Regions from separate parts of the Homo sapiens genome. Here region 2 is linked to region 1. A link is an interaction called in ENCODE POLR2A ChIA-PET data of the cell type or tissue named here. Cell type or tissue: MCF 10A. All regions are shown on one strand.

Region 1 (4,000 bases):
GTCTTTTGATGAATCTGTTCAATCACAAGCTTTTATTGAGCCTGAAAGTTGTCACCTACATTTCTCCTTTGCTCACTAGTCTCTGCCATGCGTCACTATTTCCCTGGCTCTGGTTCATAAGTTGTCTGCTCCCAGGAGGCACAGCTACTCATGCAGCCAGTATTGATGAGAGTTTCCATCAAGAAGTCCATGTCTAGTGGAGGCTGCCACTGCCTGAATCTCTCAGTGCAACCTAGGTTTCCACTGGACAGTGCTATGCCCTCTATGCCCTGGCACTCTGCTGTTCCCTGCAGTAGGGGAGACTCTGGAGCCCAGAGAGGCCCAGGTTGCCGATCTGGTTCATGGGAAAGTGGCAAAAAAGGCCTCCTTTATGTTGGTGTTATTTTCTGCTAGAAGGGGCTTCAAGCATTGTTGACTGTGCCCAAAGACTTAAACAGTATATAGGAAAATCACTTATCCAATAATAGCTTATAACCTCCAAGCTCTCCACAAAACTTGGACACAAGTATCATGAAGGCTGGCTGGATACAGTGCCACCATACCTGAAGCATAGCCCAGTGCTAGGCTGGGGTTTCCTCTCTTAGACGTGCTCTGTGGCAGAACCAGCTCTTCCCAATATGACTTGCCACACTATGTGGAGCTCAGAATTCACTGCACTTGGCGGAATCTTATTTGAGTGTCCCATTTTTCTTTCCTCCCACTGGGTCTTGTTGGGAACATGCAAAATCTGATTTCTTCTCTCTGATCTCCTTAACTCCAGATCTTGGAAACTTTTTTAAAAAGATCTGATAGTCTTCTTATTCAGATTAAAATATTAGCTGAGCCAAAATAGCATGTGCTCTGACTTTTCTTTCATTATAAAAGAAAATCCTTTATAAAAAGGATTTTTTATTATAATTTGAAAAGTGATTTTTTGGGATTCGCACAGTACTATGGATTGAATATTTGTGTTCTCCCAAAGTTCCCATATTGAAACCCTAATCCTCCATGTGATGATATTTGGAGATTGGGCCTTTGGGAGGTAATTAGATCTTTAGGGTGGAGCCCTCATAAATGAGATTCATGACCTTATTAAGAAGAGACACAAGCTTGCCTGTCTCTCTTTTTCCACTAAGTAAAGACAGAGCAAGAAGCTGGCCATCTCCAAACTGGCAAGAGGCCCTCATGGGAACCCAAATATGTTGGCACCCTGAGCTCCATCTTACCAGCCTCCAGAATTGTGAGACATACATTTCTGTTGTTTAAGGCACCTAATCTATGGTATTTTGTCACAGCGGCCTGAGGAGTCTAAGACACATGGTTACAAAATGTTTCATAATTGGCTTGATATTTAACAGATACCTTTAAAAAATCTCATGAAACCTAGACAATCTTGGAATTCTGGACATAGGATTGCCTCAACTTTAGTGTATGAAGTAGTAATGATCTTCAGCAGCTGAGAAACACTAAGTCATCTTTACTTGAAATTCTCTTATTAATCAGTTTATTCTGCCAGGGTTTTAGCTCCTTCATGTTGTACAATACAAGAGATGTATATGGCAACTTATGAGAACACTGTGGGGTAATTATGCTATGTAATGATTGTCAGTCTCTTGGCTGTATTTTCTGTTCCTGGTCTGCTACTTGGGTAGGCCATGACACCTCAGTTTTCATGGGTAGGACCTCTGTATATGTTTCAACTCACTGGCATTTCAAAAGCTTTTAGGATACATTATTTTACTTTCATCTAATTCTCTTCAAAGATCTTCTATGGACATATCAGGCCTTGGTTTAATGATGACTCAAATATATGCCCCCTAACTTTGACCACTTAGAAGAGTAAAAACTATCAATCCTTGTAAATCCGTGTTTGTTGCTTCTCACGGACTTGGTTTTTATTTCTTTTCTTTTCTTTTCTTTTTGAGATGGAGTCTCGCTCTGTCGCCCAGGCTGGAGTGCAGTGGCGCCGATCTCAGCACACTGCAAGCTTCGCCTCCCGGGTTCACGCTGTTCTCCTGCCTCAGCCTCCCAAGTAGCTGGGGCTAGGTTTTTATTTCTACTCTACAAATATGTACTGGACTGGCTCCAAATTGCGCCACACCCCATGTTCCACAATTCTTCTGAGAAACACACACACACACACACACACACACACACACCTTAAAGTATACACAATTGAATCCAATTACTCATTGCTAGGTTCTATCCTATGAGCAATTCTGAAGAAACTTCAAGATTACGAAACAATAGGTACTTCAGACTTTTAAAGCAGAGAAGTTAAACTATTCGTGAAAGTAAGATATCGAAAGAATAAAGATAGGATATGGGAAATAGAAAATCTAAGGATTAAGTCATGGCTTTATAACAACCGCTCTGTCTCAACTGACTCATCTTGGAAACAGAGGTCATTATAGTAGCTGTTCTCCATGTTTTATAAGGTTATCAAGGAAAATAAAACGAAGGGAATATTTTGAAAAAACATAAGGATGGACAGTGTCTGATTTACTGTTGCTAAAAACATCTGATTACCTGCAGGGAACTCAGCAATGCCCAGGAGTCCCACCCAGAATGGAACTGCTATAATATCTGCAAACTTGTATCCCTGTGGGCACAAATCTGTGGGCTTATACTGTTATGGACAGCGGTGTGTTAGGATTTGTCTCATCCTTTATGAAAATTTTTCATCCATTCACTTGACAGAACAAATCAAAACATGTGAGAAGGGATGATTGTTTCAAAAGAAAAGTGGGATGTGCAGAGAGGGTTATGCATGGAGAGATGCCTCGGTGAGTATTGAGAGCAGAGGGAGAGAATGCAAAGTTTCTTAGGACTTGGCAACTGGAAGATTCAGTGAAAGAAACTACGTTCCTTTAAAAAAAAAAAAACAAACAAACAAAAACCATGGGACACCGTTAAAAAAAGGGAACACTGACCTAGCCAGTCTCAAACATTGTTAAAAAGGACTCAAGACCTATTTGTTTTGACTTAGGTGTGCATATTTCAAACACATTTGTTCTAAGCATATTGCAACAGATCTGCATTCTTAGCCAATTCCCCTGAATTCTTAATTCTTGTTAACAACTCTGGCAATTAACCAATTACTCCGACCACTGAAGGGCTCAGGGAGGAAGGGACCGATGATTTATAGCAGCACAGCGTCCATGCTTGTTGAATCAAGCTCAATTGCTGGAGTACTTCATTTAGAGAATAGATGGGGAGGTGAGTAGCCAACAGGCTAAAGACAGTCAAAAGACTACAACTGCCAACAGGTGACAGATTGGAAGTGTTGCTTCCTCTGACTCATTTTTGCTGTTACTTGCCTCCTGTCCTTGTTCCCAAGGCTCACACAAAATCCTGATGTCACTCGGGTGGGTCAGCCAGCTAATCTAGTGTTGAGGGTTTTACAGAAAGGTAGCATCATAGTATTTAAAGAGCCTCAGAGATTGTCTAGTCTATAAGTGCAGGAAGCTGTTCTACAAGGCCCTGGTGAATGACCCTTTAGATCCTTTTTAAATATTATCAGTAATGACTTTGGAAGGCAGCTCATTCCACTGCAAGACAACTGCTTGTTAGAAAATTTCCCTTAAAATGAGATACAATCTGCCTGTTTCTAATATATGCCCATTGATTGCACCTTTGTCTTGCGAAGCAATCCAGAATCACTCCACTCTTGCTCCTAGATAATGTGCCTCCAAAACTTGAGAACAGCTTTAATATCCCCATCCTCTTGCTTCACTGCAGTTCTTCTGATGTTTGTGGGGCAGAGTTTTCTTACCTTTTCCAGTTTCTCTTAAAAACACCATTTTTTTTCTCAATGCCCTTCTTAAATTGCAGCACCAGCATTTTTAACATGATTGCCCATGGTGCCTTCCTTGTGAATCCCATTCCTGCCATTTACATCCCTATATTGTCTTTGGTCCCAATAAAACCATGGATTCTGAGGGACCTATTCAATTAAAGCCAATAAAATGACCAGGACCACGCTGATGACATTTGCTAGTCCTTCCCTGAAATAACTTTG
Region 2 (4,000 bases), 130 kb before region 1:
ACTGATACCTTGGCCTGAGTCACTATCATCTTTTGCCTCCATTATTCCAGTAGCAGTTTAACAAATCTCCTGTCCTCTGTTGACCTATCCCTAACTCAGCAGCGAGATCTGTCCTTCTAAACTGTAAGTCAGTCATGTTGAAAGCTTGTTACAAAGGCCATGAGGCTTTCTGACTTTATCTCCTACTTTTTCTTCCCTTGATCCTTCTGTTCCAGCCATAGTGCTCCCCTAATTTTTCATAAACACGTAACAAGAGTGCTCCCATATCAGTGCATTCAACTCCCTCACTGCCAGGTCATTTTTCAGAACTTGGGTTCTTCATTGAGATTTATTTATTTAACACTGCAGCCTGCCCCCATCCTCAACAACATGGATCCCCCTTCCCCCGGTGTATTTTTTAGTTTTTTCAATAAAACTTATTGGGCATACTGTGTAACTTACATTTTATTTTAGTTATTATTTTTGCTGTTTATTTGTCTTGTAAGCTTTAAGAGGGTAAGTTTCTTTGTTGTTTTTGTTTTTTTCTTTGTTTACACTGATGTGCCCATACGTACCTGGAATAGAATCTGGAATATAGAAATTGCTCAATAAATATTTGTGGCATAACTGTTGATTTAATCCTTTTTTTTTTTTTTTTTTTTGACGGAATCTTGCTCTGTTGCCCAGGCTGGAGTACAGTGGTGCAATTTTGGCTCACTGCAACCTCTGACTCCTGGGTTCAAGCGATTCTTGTGCCTCAGCCTCCTGAGTAGCTGGAACTACAGGTACATGCCACCATGCCCAGCTAATTTTTGTAGTTTTTAGTACAGACAGGGTTTCACCATGTTGGTCAGGCTGGTCTGGAACTCCTAACCTCAGGTGATTCACCCGCCTCAGTCTCCCAAAGTGCTGGGATTACAGGCATAAGCCACCACACCCGGCTAGATTTAATGAATTTTAAAGCTGAGGAAAATGGAGGTCAATAGTAATGATTAAAAACAAAACAGGCCAGGCGCGGTGGCTCACGCGTGTAATCCCAGCACTTTGGGAGGCCGCAGCAGGTAGATCACCTGAGGTCAGGAGTTTGAGACCAGCCTGACCAACATGGAGAAACCCCATCTCTACTAAAAATACAAAATTAGCTGGGCGTGGTGGCACATGCCTATAATCCCAGCTACTTGGGAGGCTGAGGTAGGAGAATCACTTGAACCCAGGAGGCAGAGGTTGCAGTGAACCGAGATCATGCCATTGAACTCCAGACTGGGCAACAAGAGCAAAACTCTGTCTGAAAATAAATAAATAAAATAAAATACTGGAAGGTATTCAGAAGGAAAAACAAAACCTGCCTTCGTAAACAAATCTAGAATAAGAATGCAGATCACTAGATTGCTACACAGCAAGACCTATTATGCTGCCTTGCTTTCTTCAACTTATGTTGGTTGCATTTACATAGGCTCCTTTCTCTAGAGTAGGGGTGGGGCCAAAAAAAGCATAGTAGAATAGTAAGAGGGTTTTTGGTTTAGTTTAGCTTGTTTTTTCCCTATGTAACCCAAAGCATTTTGGCACTGATTTTTAATTTCAATTTTGCTAGTGTCCCTTTTCCTTCTGCCAACATCAACTACCTCAATTATCATGAAATCACAACCATCAAAGCAACTTCTTTAGGATATTCTGCTTTTTCTCCACACTCAGAACATCGAGCATTAGAGCTAGAAAGTTAGAAAATAATGGATCAGGTTCTAATGTCTGCCTTAGACCAAAGGAAATGATTCTCACAGTAATACATTTGGGAACTGAAAACATGGACAAGGAATGAAACACACACCCAAACTTTGTGAAATTTAGGATCTGCATTCAACATGTCACAGCACGTCACCCCACACCCTTCTTTAATGTGTCAGCCCATAGAAAAGAAACATTTTTTTCCTCCCAGAGCTGTTCTCATAAGGTTTCCTAGGACTACCATACCTCAGCGATAGCCTTAGCAATGTCTATTTTACCCCATGGCTTTTTAGATGGGCAGATCTTTCAATATGGCAGGGCAAACAGTGGCAGTTTAGCTGCCAAGTCTTAATTCCCAGGCCAAGGCTCAAGTCAGTAATTTATCTCTGTCTCTCTCTCGCTATGTCTTTATCTCTGTCTATCAGTATCTTAAGATTATAGAAGAAATTGAGAGGGAGCATTTGAATAATGATAGCTACTATTTTTAATCAGAATAAATCAGTTTGTTAGTCATCACAGAATGCTTCTAGGACAAAGGAAGGCAGGGAAAGAGGAAACAGAATTAGATGATGATGACATTGTGGATGTCAACTCTTACTCCAAGCTTGAGTTAAATCCTCCTGAGACCAGTGATCCTGGAAGTGTGGCATGAATTTCCCTGGTTCCCAAAGCAGATGAGCTGTTTCTTTCAAGTATCTGCAGGTCCTCTCTGCCTTCAGACTGCCTGATGTAGAGCAGGCAGGAGATTGTGTGTTTATCTCAGAAGGCCTAGGGTATGTCTGCTTCAGGACACAGAGGCAGTGAGACCTCTAGGATGAGAAGATCAGCACAAGATCTGGAGTGGCCAGCAGAGGCAAAACTTTTGTGGTACAGACGAGGCCCTCAGAACTGCTGAAATTCTTGCTTTTACTTTAACAAGTAGGGAGGAGAGTCTTAATATCACTCATGATTTCCCCCTTTACTGTGTAACAGTGGGCTCTGTCAGCAACCTGGAGAACATTAGCAAATTCATGAATCAGCTTACACGGCTATCATGAAGGGGAATCATTTGTTAGCTTAAGTAAAACCTGGATTAATTACTACTGTTGGTTTGTGGAAATATTGACTAAGGAGGGCTTTAGGATACATTTGAAAAAGGTAAAAAATCTCAGATTCATGGAATGTAAGCCCTTTTTTGTTCATTAGTAGTAGTTGGGACAGTAATAAACACAGAAGCTTTGGTTCAACTGAATGATGGTGATGCAGGAAAAAATAATTAGAGTGCTTTTGGAAAGATTTTTTTTTTTCCTGAGTTTGTCTCTGAGGTTTTTTTCTGTGTGGAAGGGTAGATGGGCAAGACTAGAAAATGCCTCTAAACGTGGCTTTCCTGTGAAGTTGTTATTTCAGTTTTTTTCCTCCTTTTGTGTAACTTTGGAAGAAATAGTCCTAGAAAACCTTATGAGAACAGCCTTGGAAAGATTAAAAAACAAGTGCTTATTTTCTGTTGGCTGACATATTAGAGCGTGGTGGTTTGGGTGATGTGCTGCGGCATGTTTAATGCTGATCCTAAGTTTCCCAAAGTTTGGGTTTGTGTTTGGTTCCTTGTCCATGTTTTCGGCTCTCAAATGTATTACTGTCAGAATCATTTCCTTTGGCTTAAGATCATATGCATGATGCCAACTATTGACTTAGAAAGCATGCCTTGATCAAAGTGTTTATTGATACTAGCACATGCAGAAGAATCTTTGTGGAAGAAACAGTACTATCTCTTCTTTAAAGATCTGAAAGTAGAACCAATCAAGGCTCCCACTGTGGGCCAGAGCATCTTGAGCTGGGTAGAACAATATTCCCAGGCTACATTTTCAGGGACCCTCCTGCAAATAAAGGGGGATTTCCTTTTCCCTTCTACAGCCTGCTTCTTAAAACCAAGTGGAATCTGCCACATAATTGTTTCCATAAGGAGAGGCTTCATTCTGTGTCTGAATCCTTTATGCCCTCATGTCCCTGAGCACGCCTTTCCAAACAGCAGTATGCGGAAAGTCAGTGGAATGGGCGCCACAGTCTGGGACCCCCTACAGTGGATAGAAAAAAACGAGGTCCCAATGCTAGTGCTTGGATCAAAAGAGAAGCAAACAGAATGGTTACACTCAGAAGACCTCTATAGGTCTGGTTATTTATTACCATCATCAAGCAATATTGATATATTTATTCTTTAATAAAAGCTGACCACCCACAGAATCTGAGGGAGAAATCTTGACATTTAGCTCAGGTTTTCAGGGTGAAATTGTTGCTGTTATAGTAAATAGAATTACTTAATGTT

What was found. Peaks named below come from ENCODE experiments on the same cell type or tissue, not always from the same donor. Only the 100,000 strongest peaks of a DNase experiment are listed, where the experiment ranks them.
Region 2: POLR2A ChIA-PET joins it to region 1 with 7 read pairs; 2 of 35 experiments call an interaction of 5 or more read pairs at or near these places.

Annotation. Positions count from the first base shown.
Region 1 is chr2:59,654,140-59,658,139 of GRCh38, reverse strand. No RefSeq gene overlaps it. Among named protein-coding and RNA genes, the nearest start is that of LINC01793, 440 kb to the right of the region's middle. In MCF 10A, no CTCF peak of the experiment used is centred here; DNase peaks (open chromatin) are centred at 2,109 and 3,139.
Region 2 is chr2:59,785,155-59,789,154 of GRCh38, reverse strand. No RefSeq gene overlaps it. Among named protein-coding and RNA genes, the nearest start is that of LINC01793, 570 kb to the right of the region's middle. In MCF 10A, no CTCF peak of the experiment used is centred here; no DNase peak of the experiment used is centred here.